Linked DNA regions of Homo sapiens: region 2 is linked to region 1. A link is a loop called in an ENCODE intact Hi-C map of the cell type or tissue named here. Cell type or tissue: spleen. All regions are shown on one strand. Region 1 overlaps SEC11A (SEC11 homolog A, signal peptidase complex subunit). Region 2 overlaps ZNF592 (zinc finger protein 592).

Region 1 (8,000 bases):
AAAACACATTTAACATATACAAACACATGTACAGCAGCTTCCCTCATAATAGCCTCAAACCGGAAATAACTCAAATGCCCATCAACAGATGAATTCAGGCTCACTGGAACATTTTGGATTTTGGATATTTCAGATTTGGGATGTTCAACCGGTAAAATGCAAATAGAAGTATTCCAAAATAAAAAAAAAGTCCAAAATACTTCTGGCCCCAAGCATTTCAGATAACAGATACTCAACCCGTACATAAATCGTAGTATTTCCACAAAATGGAATACTACTCAGGAATACAAAGGAATTAACTATTGACACATGCAACATAGGTGAATTTCCAAAATATGCTGTCCTGGCCAGGAGTGGTGGCTCATGCCTATACTCCCAGCACTTTGCGAGGCCAAGGAGGGCAGATCACTTGAGGCCAGGAGTTTGAGACCAGCCTGGCCAACATGGCGAAACCCCATCTCTACCAAAAATACAAAATTTAGCCAGGCGTGGTGGCACGTGCCTGTGGTCCCAGCTGCTCGGGAGGTTGAGGTGGGAGGATGACTTGAACCTGGGAGGCAGAGGTTGCAGTGAGCTGAGATCACACCACTGCACTCCAGCCTGGGCAACAGAGCAAGACTCTTGTCTCCAAAAAAAAAAAAAAAAAAACCAGGAAACAAAAAAAACAAAATATGCTGTTCTAGCCAAAATGAGTTAAAGAGACCAAATTTACCTTCCTGCCTGAAATAACTAAAACACTGGACAAAATATATGAAACAAGGGTTTTCGGACATTGGCTATATGACTGTGTTCAGGTAGTAAGGACTGTGATTACTTAGAAAGGGGAAACAAAGAAGGTGAGACCTACAACTGCCTCAACTTATAGATCGGAGAATTTCCAGACCACAGGGCAAAGGAGAAATGCAGACAGAGCCTAGCAGTCTCCCTGACTTGAGGATAAAGAACTGGGGAGTTCAGCCAGGCACGGTGGCTCATGCCTGTAATCCCAGCTCTTAGGGAGGCAGAGGCAGGAGGATAGCTTGAGCCCAGGAGTTCAAGACCTGCCTGGGCAATACAGCAAGATCCCCGTTCTCCACGGAAAAAGAAAAAAACAAAGACACACACACACAAAAAAAAGAACTGGGAGTTCAGGGAGGCAAAAGCAATGATCAGTGCATGCATGTGAGGGGACTCCTGAGGATGGAAAAACAACCATCTAAAAGCAGCGGATGGAACAATTCTCACAGCTCTTATGGCGTAAGAATAGTTTGTTTCCACCAGACAGAGTGGAAATCTTCACGGGGCTTTGGATTAGAGTACTCAGAAAGGTATTACTCACTTGTAGTGCAAAATTAGCCACAGACTAAAGGCCGCTCTGGATCCATCTAACAAAGCTTCACAAGAGCTTGAGAAGACCAAACTGTTTCCAACTAACTTGCCTGTAACCCAGAATAAAGCTCAAGAATATTTATGCAAATCCAAACATATCCAGCACCCAAAAAGGTAAAATTCACAAAGTCTGGCAACCAATAAAAAACTACCAGACATGCAAAGAGGCAAGAAAATATGACCTATAATGAGAAAAATCAATAAACAGAAACAGACCCAGAAATGGCAGAAATTATAGGATTAGTAGAAAGGGATATTTGCTGGGCGAGGTGGCTTATGCCTGTAATCCCAGAACTTTAGGAGGCCAAGGCGGGCAGATCACATGGTCAGGAGTTCTAGACTGGCCTGGCCAACATGGTAAAATCCCATCTCTACTAAAAATACAAAAATTAGCCGGGCATGGTGGCGCATGCCTGTAGTCCTAGCTAATCAGGAGGCTGAGGCAGGAGAATTGCTTGAACCCAGGAGGTGGAGGTTGCAGTGAGCCGAGATCACACCACTGCATTCGAGCCTGGGTGACAGAGGAAGACTCTGTCTCAAAAAAAAAAAAAAAAAAAAAAAAAAAAAAAAAAAAAAAAAAAAAAAGGTAGGGGAAAAGTTAGCACATTAAGTAGAGATGTGGATGATAGAAAAAATATCCAGAGGCCAGGCGCGGTGGCTCACACCTGTAATCCCAGCACTTTGGGAAGCCGAGGCAGGCAGATAACCTGAGGTTGGGAATTTGAGACCAGCCTGACCAACATGGAGAAACTCTGTCTCTACTAAAAATACAAAATTAGCCAGGCGTGGTGGCGCATGCCTGTAATCCCAGCTACTAGGGAGGCTGAGGTAGCAGAGTCACTTGAACCCGGAAGGCAGAGGTTGCAGTAAGCCGACATCACGCCATTGCATGTACTCCTACCTGGGCAACAAGAGCGAAACTCCATATCAAAAAAAAAAAAAAAAAAAAAATCCAAGACCTAAATCAAACTTCTAGAGACAAAAAATAACAATGTCTGAAATAAACAGCAGACAGGTGAAAATAACAGCTGACTAGGCACCTCAGAAGAAAAGTTTAGCAAACTTGAAGTCATAACAATAGAAATTATCTCAAATGAAAAAGCAAATAGGAAAAAAAAAAAAAAAAAGACTGAGCCAGGCATGGTGGCATGCACTTATAGTCCCAGCTACTCAGCAAGAGGCTGTAGTGGGAGGATCACTTGAGCCTATGAGTTTGAGACCAGCCTGGGCAACATAGCAAGACTCCATCTCAATAACAATAATAATAATAATTTTTTTTTTGAGATGGAGTTTTGCTCTTGTTGCCTAGGGTGGAGTGCAATGGCATGATCCCAGCTCACTGCAACCTCCACCTCCCGGGTTCAAGCAATTCTCCTGCCTCAGCCTCCCAAGTAGCTGGGATTACAGGCATAATAGATACTTATATTTTATACTTATTGAGATCATGCCACTGCACTCCAGCCTGGGCAACAAAGCAAGACTCCGTTTCAAGAAAAAAAAATGTAAATGATCTAAATACTATACTTAGAAGTTAAATATTGTCCACTTGGATAAATAAAACAACGTTCAATTATATGCTGCCTACAAAAAATGCACTTTAAATATAAAGACACAAATATTGTGAAAGAAAAAAAGAGAAAAACACATATCATGCTTACATTAATCAAAAGAAAATTGAAGAAAAAAAAAGCAAGCTGGAGTGGTTGCATTAATATCATACAAAGTAGATTTTGGCCGGGCACAGTGGCTCACACCTGTAATCCCAGCACATTGGGAGGCCAAGGTGGGCGGATCACAGGTCAAGAGATCGAGACCATCCTGGCCAACATGGTGAAACCCCATCTTCACTAAAAATACACAAATTAGCTGGGTGTGGTGGCGTGCGGCTGTAGTCCCAGCTACTTGGGAGGCTGAGGCAGGAGAATTGCTTGAACCCGGGAGGCGGAGGTGGCAGTGAACCGAGATCGTGCCACTGCACTCCAGCCTGGAGACACAGCGAGAGTCTGTCTCAATAACAATGATAATAATAATAATAATAATAGGGAGGTAAGTTCATCATGAGAATGTAAAAATTCTAAACATTTCTGCAACTAATAACCCGGCTAATTTTTTCAAAAATTTTTGGCTGGGCGCAGTGGCTCACACCTGTAATCCCAGCACTTTGGGAGGCCGAGGTAGGCGGATCACCTGAGATCAGGAGTTTGAGACCAGCCTGGCCAACATGGTGAAACCCCATCTCTACTAAAAATACAAAAATTAGCTGGGCGTGGTGGCGGGCACCCGTAATCCCAGCTACTCGGGAGGCTGAGGCAGGAGAATCACTTGAACCCGGGAGGCTCACTGCAACAGTGAGCCAAGATCGCATGCACCACTGCACTCCAGCCTGGGCAGCAAAAGCGAAACTCCGTCTCAAAAAAAAAAAAAAAAATTTTAGAGATGAGGTCTTGCTATGTTGCCCAGGCTGGTTTCAAACTCCTGGGCTCAACAATCGTCCTGCCTCAGCCTCCTGAGCAGCTGAGATTATAGACACAAGCAACAGTGCCCAGTTTATAAATATATTTATACCAATATATTACACAACTTTACATATTAGACAACTTTGATGAAGTAAGTCAATTCCTTGATACCAACTACCAAAATTCACTCAAGAAGAAATAGACAACCTGAATAGACCTACATATAATTTGAATTTATGGATTTAAAATCTTCCCACAAAGAAAACTCCAGGCTCAGATGGTATTCACTGGCAAATTCCACCAGACATTTAAGGAAAACAATTCTAACAATTCTACACACTAACTCTTCCAGAAAATTGCAGAAAAGTGAATACTCCCCAACTTACTCTATTTATTTAGTAAGCCCATTTTAAGCCAGTTTTAAGTAAGGTTCCGCAACAGGTCCAAGCTTTGAAAGCTGTACTAGTACCTGGGATTACAGTAGTACCCACGTGACTCAGAAGATTTCATGATGACTGGTGTGTCTGTAATGGATAGGGATGCTATATGGAGCCATCAGCAGTCCTTTATAAGTAAATGACAGGCAAGACCTTTGGGATTGGGGACAAAGCTATACTGTCCTTTGGAGAATTATTCTCCTCTTGAGTAACAGCTTTTTGTTTGCTACTGAGTTCTTGTAGAGACTAACAACTTGACCATGGGCCAAGTTACCATGTGACCTGAACTCCCTGACATGCACCGGATGCCTGGACGCTGTCAGATTCACCAAGCCAAAAAATAGGGCATGCACAGCAGTAAGTACTCCATCATTAAGTGTAAGTGGTATACAGAAGACTGGGCTCAAGCATGTCTTGAAGACACAAGTAAATATGAGCAAGTGACTCAGATACCCATGGCTCCTAACGATGCTACCCTGCTTCCTCTCTCATCTTGCATTTACTGCCTCATGAGGAGCTCCCTCTGACAGCTGACTAAGGAACACTTTAGGCCTGATTTGTGATGGTTCAACATAAACCCTCTAGCACTAACTGAAAGCAGACAGCTATAGCATTACAATCTCATGCAGGGTTGATCATGAAGGATTGTGAGGAAGAGAAATCCTCCCAATGGGCAGCTTCAAGCGATACAGCAGTTGTTCATTTTGCCTGGATGGAGAGATGACTACAGATGTAGATTTACATTGATTCAAAAATGACTAGCAGTTTGGCTGGATGGACAGCGACTTGGAGGGGACATCACTGGAAAGTTGAGACAAGAAGTCTGAGGAAGAGATATGTGGATGGAGCACTCCAAATACGTATATAGAATATGAAGATAATTGTGTGCCATATAAGTGCTCATCACAGAATTACCTCAGCAGAAGCTCTTAATAATCAGGTGAACAAAAATGACTTCTTCTGTGGATGTCAGTCAGCCTATTTCCCCAGCCACCTGTCTTACCCAACGGACTCATGACCAAAGTGGCTGCAGCAGCCAAGATAAAGGTTAGCAACATGGACTTCCACTCACCAAGACCTATTAGGTTCTAGCCAACACTGAGTGACTACCCTGCCAACCGCAAAAAACCAACACTGCCACCAATCCTGATGGCACGCTGATCATACTGGATCATTTCAATCATGAAAGGAACAGCAATTTCTTCTTGCTAGAGTAAACTCCGGATATAGATTGGTCTTCCTTGTCCTTAGTATTTCTGTCAAAAAGCACCATCCATGATCTTACAGAATGCCTTATTCCTCATTGTGGTATCCCATACAACATTGCTTCTGACAGGGGGACTTACTTTATAGCAACTAAAACACAGCAGTGGACAAGCAGTCATGGAATTCACTAGTCTTACTATGTCCCTCATCACCTTGAAGTAGCTGGCCTGAAATAATAGAATAGTAGGCCAGTTTTCGATTTATTGTCTCTCAACTCCAAATCCACCCTCCTTCCTTGTGTTACTCAAGCTGAATCCTATAAACACAAATCCTCCGCCAGCTAGCTTAATGTTAGGTTTAATTAATAAAGGGTATTGAAAGACCACTGCAAAGCAACAGAGGGCTTCCCTTCCTGGTTTCAACATGATTTTATTCCACCTGATACCCAGTGGGTCTGTGTGTTGGAAGCCTGATAGTGCTCACCTCAGGGACCATCAAGGTTGACTCCAGCCCACACTCACTCTCTGCCAAATTTCTTAACCTTCCAGTAATTCACGACTATAAACCAGCTCCAGGTCAGTACTCTGGCAAATGGTATTGCCATGATAGGTTGCATGTTCCTGTGGCAGCCAAACCCTCACCAAAAGGTCTGAATCTCAGGCTTGGGAGGGGTTTGGGGTAAGGTGCTTTCTTAGTTCTTTCTTTGTTCACTCTTCCTCATCCTGGAGGATAGTAGCTGTTTTCTGCATATGCTACTTCTGGAGTCTTTTTTTTTTTCTCTTTTTAAAGAGAAAGGGTCTCATTCTGTTGCCCAGGCTGGAGTACAGTAGTATGATCATAGCTCACTGCAGGCTCAAACTTCTGGGCTCAAGTGATTCTCCCACCTCAGCCTACCGAGTAGCTAGGACTACAGGTGAGTACCACCACGCCTGGCTAATACTTTAATTTCTTGTAGAGACGGGGTCTCACTATATTGCCCAGGCTGGTCTTGAACTCCTGGCCTCAAGTGATCCTCCTGTCCAGGCTTCCCAAAGTGCTGGGATTATAGGCCTGAGCCACTGAGCCCAGCCAAGAGTCCTCTTTTATCCCTTTTTAGTAGTTTAGCATCTTTTAGTAGTTAACAGTTACTTATATTAGATTTTCCCTGTTCAATTACTGCTACAGTTACTGTCTTCTGCGTGACAGAAATGGCCTTTTCAGAATGCAGTTATGGCACCAGCTAGGTGGCAACACTTTGTGGGGCTGGGGTAATGTCTAATGTTCTCCAGTATGTTGTATATGATCTGAACTGACAACCAACATTTGGTGCTGTTTTTTCTATAGCTAGGATTCACTAGTCCAGGAATTAAAGGATAGGAATGGGTGTGACTCCTCTCATTATTACCCCTAATGATCTGGTAGCGAAATTTCTGCTTCCAGACCAGGCGCAGTGGCTCACACCTGTAATCCCAGCACTTTGGGAGGCCGAGGCAGGTGGATTACCTGAGGTCATGAGTTCGAGACTAGCCTGGTCAACATGGTGAAACCCCGCCTCTACTAAAAATACAAAAATTAGCCAGGCGTGGTGGTGTGCATCTGTAGTCCCAGCTACTCAGGAGACTGAGGCAGGAGAACCGCTTGAACCCAGGAGGCAGAAGTTGCAGTGAGCCGAGATCGCACCACTGCACTCCAGCCTGGGCAAGAGAGCGAGATTCCATCAAAAAAAAAATTATGCTTCCCATCCTTACAACTTTTAAATCTGCTGATTTAAAGGTTTTATTTATTTATTTATTTTGAGATGGAGTCTTGCTCTTGTCACCCAGGCTGGAGTGCAGTGGCACGATCTCAGCTCACTGCAACCTCTGCTTCCTGGGTTCATGCGATTCTCCTGCCTCTACTGAGTAGCTGGGAATACAGGTGCCCGCCACAATGTCCAAAAATTTTTTTATTTTTAGTGGAGACGGGGTTTCACCTTGTTGGCTAGGCTGGTCTCGAACTCCTGACCTCAGGTGATCCACCTGCCTCAGCCTCCCAAAGTACTAGGATTACAGGCATGAGCCACCATACCTGGCCTGATTTAAAGGTTTTAATTCACAAAGGTTTTAATCCATCCATTAAGGGACATAATGGTTCCATTAAACTGAATGTTAAGACTGCTACTTGGTCACTTCGGGCTCCTCATTCTAGAGAACCAAAATGCAGCAGGGTTATAATTGGCTAGGGTGATTGATCCTGACCATCAGAGAGAAATAGGGTTGCTACTACACCATGAGGGAAGCAAATATAACTGGAATATAGGGGATCTCTGGGGCCCCTCAGTACTCCCATCTAAAAGTCAGTGAAAACTCCAACAACCCAATTCAGGTAGGACTTCTTATGACAACCCTTCAATAAAGAAGGGTAGGTCACCCCATCAGGCAAGAAATTATGACCAATTTAGGTTCTTGCTGAGAGCAGAGAAAGAAAACAGCTATGATCATGTGACCAATTACAGAAACAAAGGATAGTTATAACAGAAACGTAACTTTTGTTTTATCTTTATTCGAAAGCTAAC
Region 2 (8,000 bases), 62 kb after region 1:
TGTCTGTCTCCTTCCAGTGGATTATCAGCTCTACATGGGCAGGAATTTCATTTGTTCTGTTCACTGTGGTGTCCACTGTGGTATCCACAGTGACTAGAACAAGGCCTGGCACACAGTAATGGTGCTCAATATTATTGAATGAATGAAAGTACATGCGTGCATGTCTGCGGTGTGTGTGTGGTGTAGAGATAGGGTAGCAAAGGGCAGTGTAGCTAGCAGCTGGAGTAGGAGAGAAGGAGTGTGGTTGGGTGGAAGAGAGGAGGATGAAGAGGATGCTCTCAGTAGGAACGGAGTTCAGAGACATGGTCCAGTCTGTTCCAGTCTCTATACCCCATCTCTTACTGGTGCTGTTCAGCAGGGAGGCAGTGAGTTGGTGCTGCAAGACCAGTGAGGGGCAGCTGCTGAAAAACACAGTAGCCCTGGTCTTAGGCCTAGATTATGGAGGTTTTTGAAAGCCTGGCCCAGGGCTTGGACCTAATATGGTAGGCTACAGGAAGAAGTTTTTTTTTTTTTAGGACAGAGTTTCCCTCTTGTTGCCCAGATTGGGGTGCAATGGCACAATCTTGGCTCACTGCAACCTCCATCTCCCGGATTCAAGCAATTCTCTTGCCTCAGCCTCCTAAGTAGCTGAGATTACAGGCATGCGTCACCACACCTGGCTAATTTTTTTGTATTTTTAGTAGAGATGGGGTTTCGCCATGTTGGCCAGGCCAGTCTCAAACTCCTGACCTCAGGTGATCCACCCACCTTGGCCTCCCAAAGTGCTGAGATTACAGGCATGAACCACCATGCCCGGCCCAGGGAGTTTTTGAGCAGAGTAAGTGACCTGATAAAAATGGTGTTTGGGAAGGATTAGTCTTAAAGAAATTTGCAGGATGACCAAGTAGGGAAAGACCAGAGAGGGCAAGGAAAGAGCAAGGACCAGGGGGTCGGCAGACATGGGATGGAGCAGATGACATCAGTGAGACTTGGTAATGGCGGGATGCTCCCCAACTGCTGTGTGGCTGCCTTGACAAAGGCTTCCAGTGCTTCCAATGTGGTAGAGTTTAAAGTGTTGTCAGTGGTTTCAAGTGAGTTTTGGAAGCAGGTGGGGTGTAAGTAGGAGAAAGGAAAAGGAAGGGTCATCCTCAGGTTGCTGAAGGTGTTCATCAGGTTGAGGGGTCTGGGGGTAAGCAGGCAATAGTATCCCAGATGGCACCTTCACCTCACGGGCTGTAATCCCAGGAGAGGAGCCTGTCTGTTCTTTCTGGTCTGCTGAAAACTCTTCCTGTCTGAGTACAGCTGTCAGTGCTCTCAGGCTTTCTTCTGAATCTGCACATATGCTAAGATGATATCTGAAAGCCATTTGTTCCATCACCTTTCAAGTTCATTTTCTGTTTCCGTATGTTTATTTCTCAGAACAAATTGTCTTTGACGAACAAACCCATTGGATTGGATTAATTGTCTAGAAATACTTATTTCTGAAAGTATTTCTGAATGGTTTCTGTTTCATTAGGCTTCTATCCTGTTTTTGATAAGGGTTGTGCCAAGATGAGATCAGTGAAGAAGTGTTTTTGGTATAATCAACCAAACGGCTGCTTCTTTATGATCTTTTGGTATGAGTCATATTTTGAGATTTGTGTTCCTGATGTGTTCATTTAGAGTATATATGTGATGGTCTGCTATGTGCCAGGCACTATTCTAGGCACTGGGAATATAACAAGGAACAAAATAAACACAAATCTTACTCTTATAGGGCTCATTCTGGTTTGTATGCATTTATAGATAATAAGTAAGATAAAATATAAGAGATGGTGAAAAGTGTTATGGAGAAAAATGAAGCAGGCTTGGTGGATGAGGGGTTTGGTGGGGAGGAAGGTCTTCTATTTTAAATTGAGAAGTCAGAGAAATCTCATGGATTAAATGGCCTTTGAGCGGAGGTCTGAAGGAAGTGAGAGAGGGAGCCACGCAGATATCTGAGAAAAGAGCAATCAGATTGGAGAAAAGAGCAAGTGCAAAAGCCCTTCAGGCTGGGGAGGGTTTAAGGAACCCATGGGGGAAGGTACGGATTTTGGGGATCCTATGGTGGCTCCACCTCTGTAATTTCTGGTTTAATTGGTCTGAGCTGGGGTTAGGCATTAGGATCGCTCCAGGTCTAAGAAGCACTGGTCTGAGGGTTAAATAAGCCTTATCCCCTGTATTTGGTGGAGAGATTTGAAGGGTAACTGTGAGTAGGAGACTTCAGCTGCTCTGATGGGAAGGGCAAGCAAGGGCCCCCTGACCTTGCCAGGAATAACAGGAATCTTCCACAGTAATAAAAACTCTTCAGTTTATGTCCCTTTTCTTATTTGATTACCTCACCTCTCTGGGCCTCAGTTTCCTTGCTTGTAGAGTAAGTGGTTTAAATTTAATGGTTTTCTAGAATCTCTTTGGCTCCGATAGTCCTGAATCTTTCTAGTGTTGGAAGAAGCTCTAATCTAGAACAGTGTTCTAGAGCAATGTTGTCTAATCTTGGTCTTATAACACTCTAAGTTGTGTCATCATTATGGCAAGGGCTGTGGTGAATGTCTCAATACCAAATTGAAGGAAAATTTGTGCCCTATTCAGTAGCACCTTGGGAAGATGAGTGTGTTGGGAAACTTGAAATGTGAAAACTGACCTGCTGGTTTGGAGTCCAAAGTACAGGGGCAGCTTGGTCCTTGGGGGCAGGCAGGAGCCTGAGTGCCAGTCTTAGTTCACTCACTGGTGAGTTCCTTGTGCAGTGTGAAGAGTGTGTTATAAACTGTAAGATTCCTACACATCCAAGCATGCGTGTGTGATTAGGGTGACCTGGGAGAAGCAGCCAGCCTGGAAGTGAAGCCTGACACTCAGGTTTGTTAGCCATTCTGCATCCAAACTGCATGATTGCGCATGTGAGAGAGACTGTCTGGATAACCCAACAGAAACTGGTGGCCAGAGGAACCAAGGTTAATCTGGAGTAAATAACCTAGTATACTCATTGGAGCACCTCCCAATTTATTTACTATTGGACAGCAGACCTAAGACACCCCTTGGCCCCTGATCTCTAACTTTTGTCCTCATTTGGACAGCACAGTGTCTGCTTGTTAGTTTATGTTTTGAAATGTGAAAGCCCAAATAAGAAAAGGAAAAACTTCAGGAAAGTTTTCTCTAGTTTCTTTCTGTAGAATTGAGATAATTAGTTTCTTTCCCTTCCCTTCTACATTTTTACATTAATATTGTCTGTATTACTATTTAGAATCCAAACTAAATGTTGGTCTGTCAAAACTGGACAAAAATGAAGTCAAGCGAGGGAATGCAGGATTAGAGTGAGAATGGGCAGAACGAGAAATTCAGGGAATGAGTCCTTTTATTAGGTAACTTGTGGGTATATGTAGTTGATGGGCCGTTAACCAGTGTTTCTCAACGCTAGTCAATTAAATCTGAATCTTAGAGGGGTAGTGGCCAAGTATTAGTAGCTTCCAAAGTTCTCAAGGTGATTCTCATGTTTGGCTACAGTTAGGGATCACCTAGTTTTTAAAAAAGAGTTCTGCCGACTTTCCTCTTTTTGACCCTCATTCTCATCACCTGCTCTGTGCTGACCTCTTCCTACACTGCTATCTGCCCCCGCCATGATTTCTGCAGCTCACCTGCCCCCCTGGCCCCTGCTTGGCCCTCTGCTTCTTCAGCTTCAGCGGGCATCCCGAGCACTGGAGGAGGAGTTGTGTGGAGGGGTAAACTAAACCCGGCTTTACTTCCCTTGTCTTTCTGTCCTCTCTGCATGCAATTTCTGGGGCACTCTGAAAACTTAGGAGGGAAAGCTTGGTGGCCACTGAGGTTGGTGGCATAATGCTTAACAAACATGTATTTGCTATGTGAAAGACAGTGTTTTAAGAGCTTTATAAATATTAACTCATTTGATCCCTATAATAGCCCATTTTACATATGGGGAAACAGACAGAGATGAAGAATCTTCCCCCAGGTCTCAAGGCTAGTAAGTAGTAGAACTAGGATTTGAACCCGGATGGAGTCTGTGCTCTGAAGCACCAGCCTGTAATAGAGGGAGGGGAGCAGACGTGGAGCTGGGAAAAGTTTTGTCTTTGACTACATTTGTGGCCTGCTTGAATTTACATTTGGGGATTTTTCTCAGGGTCTTACTTACACTTGGATTATTATTATTAGTTTTTTTAAACTATCTTTCCTTACTCTAACACTTACCTTCAGACCCACTTAAAAAAAATTTTGTTTTTCTTCTTTCCTTAGGTGGTGTTTGGACTCTAGACCATGTGCCTAGGTAGAAGTTTTTCCTTTCTCCGCAGCTCTGCTCCCCTAGCAACGCTCGCCACACCCTTGTTTTGAGATCCTCTCTAAGGTATGATGTCTAGGCTGACCTGAACTGGCCTTGAAAAGCCAAGAGTTTGAACATGAGATTTTTTTGTTCCCTGGATTTTGTTTTGTTTTGTTTTGTTTTTTTTTGATGATAAAATACATATAACAAAAGTTACCATTTTTAAGTGTGCAGCTCAGTGGCATTAAATACATTCACAGTTGTACAAGCATCACCACTGTCCATCTCCAGAACCTGATATCATCTCATACTAAAACTCTGTACCTATTAAACAGTAACTCCCTCTCTCTCTCCTGCTAACCCCTGGCAACCAATTCTACTTCTTGTCTCTATGAATTTGCCTACTCTAGGGACCTCATGTAAGTGGAATCATTCAGTATTTGTCTGTTGTAGCATGTGTCAGAATTTCCTTCCTTTTTAAAGTTGAATGATATTCCATTGTGTGTATATACCACATTTTGTTTATCCTTTCATCTGTTGATAGATACTTGGGTTACTTCCACCTTTGAGTGTTATGAATAATCCTGCTATGAACATGGGTGTACAAGTATCTTGTGTCCTCCCGCTCTTAATTCTTTTGAGTATATACCCAGAAGTGGAATTGCTGGATCATATGGTAATTCTGTTTAATTTTTTAAGGAACTGCCAACTGCTTTCTATAGCAGCTGCACCATTTTACATTCCTACCAGCGATGCACAAGGAATCTGATTTCTCCACATCCTCACTAGCACTTGTTATTATTGTTTTTTTTTTTTTTTTTTTTTTGAGACAGAGTCTTGCTCTGTTGCCAGACTGGAGTGCAGTGATGTGATCTTGGCTCACTGAAACCTCCACCTCCCGGGTTCATGCCATTCTCCTGCCTCAGCCTCCTGAGTAGCTGGGACTACAGGTGCATGCCACCATGCCCAGCTAAATTTTATATTTTCAGTAGAGACGGGGTTTCACCATGTTGGCCAGGATGGTCTCCATCTCTTGACCTGTGATCTGCCTGCCTCGGCCTCCTAAAGTGTAGGGATTACAGGCATGAGCCACCGCACCCAGACTTGTTTTGTTTTTAAATAATAGCCATCCTGATGAGTGTGTGATTGGACCCATAAAGTCTACTAGCCAAGGGGTGGGTCCCTATTGTGTTGAAATGTACACATATAGAAAAAAAATATGATAAACCTCTGTGTACTCACTCAGATTCGGTAGTTATCAATTCATGGTCCTTTTTTTTTTTTTATGTTTTGTTTTTTTGAGACAGGGTCTCACTCTGTCACCCAAGCTGGAGTGCAGTGGTGTGATCAAGACTCACTGCAGCCTTTACCCCCTGGGTTCAAGCAGTCCTCCCACCTCAGCCTCCCGAGTAGCTGGGACTACAGCACACACCACCGTGCCTGGCTACATGGTCAATCTTGTTTCATTTATGTGTCCCCTCCTTGCTGTCTTCCTCTTGCCCTGTGTTATTTTGAGGCCAATTCCAAATGTCACATCATTTTATCTGTAAACATTTCACTATGTGAAGGCTCTTAATAGTCCATTTGTCTAATCATAGGAAGGCACATAGGGACATGTTAGGTTATCATTCCCTTGGATCACCAGGGACATACAATAGGCACATACAGAACACCTGGATATTGGATCCGTTGCCATGCTGGATTGTTGGTGAAAGGCTGCTTTGGCTGGGGCCCTACTTTCTTGCTGAAGGCTGGCTTCCCTCAGGTCTGAGCAGTCATGGTGAAAGAGCACACCCAGATCTCTGTTGAGAGGGGAAGGAGAGAAGAGGGAGGAAGAGAGGCATGAGGGAGAGAGCAGGAGCTGGAGAGTTGGGGGGCGGATAGAGAGACAGAGAGAGAGAGGACAGGGGAAGAGAAGAGAGGGAGAGAAAGTGTACCGTGGAGGAAGGAATAGAGGGAGAGAGGATGAGAAAGAGTGTGTGTGTGTGTGTGTGTGTGTGTGTGTGTGTAAGAAAAGGGGAATAAGAACAGAACACTTGGGAGAGAAACTTTACCAGCCCTTTGACTCACCAGCTCGTAAACTCCTGTGGTGATCTAAGGCAACCATAGGGATGCCTCTAAGAGTAATAGCATGCTCCTCGTGTCCCTCCAGACCTGTCAGTTTAGGAAGCTTTGGAACTGTAGGTTGTCTGTGGTAGATAAGACTGGTGGCACCCTCAAAACCACCAAAGAAAGAGTGATCCTGTGAAATGGCCACTTTCTGTTTTCTTTTTGTTTTTCCGAGATGGAGTCTCATTCCGTAGCCCAAGCTGGAATGCAGTGGCGTGATCTCGGCTCACTACAGCCTTCGCCTCTGGGGCTCAAGTGATTCTTCTGCCTCAGCCTCCCAAGTAGCTGGGACTAGAGGCGTACACCACCACACCCGGTTAATTTTTTTGTATTTTTAGTAATTTTTTTGTATTTTTGTAGAGATTTTTTGTATTTTTAGTTTCACCATGTTGCCTGGGTGGTCTCGAACTCCTGAGCTCAGGCGATCCGCCCGCCTCGGCCTCCGAAAGTGCTGGAATTACAGATGTGAGCCACCGTACCCGGCCAACACTGTTTTCTAGGGTCCTTTGCGTCGGAAGTTGAGGCTTGGTTCCCAGCAGGTCTGAGGCTGCTGGCTTCTTGCTTAAATTTAGGGGTCCCCACTACCAAGAGATGATGCATTTACAAAGTTTACTGGGAGGAACACACCAGGATGGTGTGTGAACAAGAGGAGTCCTGTCCCCCTTTTTCTCAAATCTCTGGGTCCTGTTTCCTTCTAACAAAGTGTGGTGCTAGGTTATTGCTGAGATCTGTTTGCAAAGAAGGAAAGGTAAAGGGGGTACGGGTTACAAAGTATCAGTTTGTATCTAAATTGTCAGCTCTGTGTAAACTGTGCTTGCTGCCTATGCCTAGTTTCTGCTTGTCCCAGTCAGTTTTATTGTCTTGTATAATCCCAGCTCCCTCCAGTTCTGTCTTTTTCTATCTTTTAAAAAATATAGCAGCTTTATTGAGATATAATTCACATGCCATACAATTTACCCATTTAAAGTGCACAATTCAATGGTATTTCAGTTTGTTCACGGACTTGTATTTTCTTTTTTTTTATTTGTTTCTTTTCTTTTCTTTTCTTTTTTTTGAGACAGGGTTTTGCTGTGTCACCTACCCTGGAGTGCAATGGTGCAATCACAGCTCACTGCAGCCTCAACCTCCCAGGCTCAAGCAATCCTCCCACCTCAGCCTTTTGAGTAGCTGGGACTACAGACATGTGCCACCACGCCCAGCTAATTTTAATTTTAATTTTAATTTTTTTTTTTTGTAGAGATGGGGTTTTGCCATGTTGCCCAGCTGGTATTGAACTCCTGGCCTCAAATGATCTACCTGCCTTGGCCTCACGCTTGGGATTACAGCCACGAGCCATAGTGCCTAGCCAGTATCTTCTTATCTTCTTTCCTTTTCTTTCTTTCTTTCTTTCTTTTTTTTTTTTTTTTTTTTGAGACAGTTGTGCTCTGTCGCCCAGGCTGGAGACTGGAGTGCAGTGGCGCGATCCCAGCTCACTACAACCTCTGCCTCCTGGGTTCAAGCGATTCTCCTGCCTTAGCCTCCCAAGTAGCTAGGATTACAGGTGTGCACCACCACACCTGGCTAATTTTTGTATTTTTAGTAGAGACAAGGTTTCATCATGTGGACCAGGCTGGTCTTGAACTCCTGA

What was found. A loop is a pair of places that touch in the nucleus more often than their neighbours do. Peaks named below come from ENCODE experiments on the same cell type or tissue, not always from the same donor. Only the 100,000 strongest peaks of a DNase experiment are listed, where the experiment ranks them.
Region 2: a loop joins it to region 1, with 2.2 times the contacts of the local background. A loop is called at or near these places in 9 of 110 quality-filtered maps.

What each region holds. Positions count from the first base shown.
Region 1 is chr15:84,698,688-84,706,687 of GRCh38, forward strand. All of the region lies in intron 1 of SEC11A (SEC11 homolog A, signal peptidase complex subunit), which reads right to left. Among named protein-coding and RNA genes, the nearest start is that of SEC11A, 13 kb to the right of the region's middle. In spleen, no CTCF peak of the experiment used is centred here; a DNase peak (open chromatin) is centred at 4,564; H3K27ac peaks cover 1,674 bases.
Region 2 is chr15:84,760,468-84,768,467 of GRCh38, forward strand. ZNF592 (zinc finger protein 592) reads left to right here. Exons shown (of 11, transcript NM_014630.3): 2 at 4,240-4,348. Among named protein-coding and RNA genes, the nearest start is that of ZNF592, 16 kb to the left of the region's middle. RefSeq lists enhancers at 147-648, 5,621-6,122, 6,123-6,622. In spleen, no CTCF peak of the experiment used is centred here; no DNase peak of the experiment used is centred here; H3K27ac peaks cover 2,633 bases.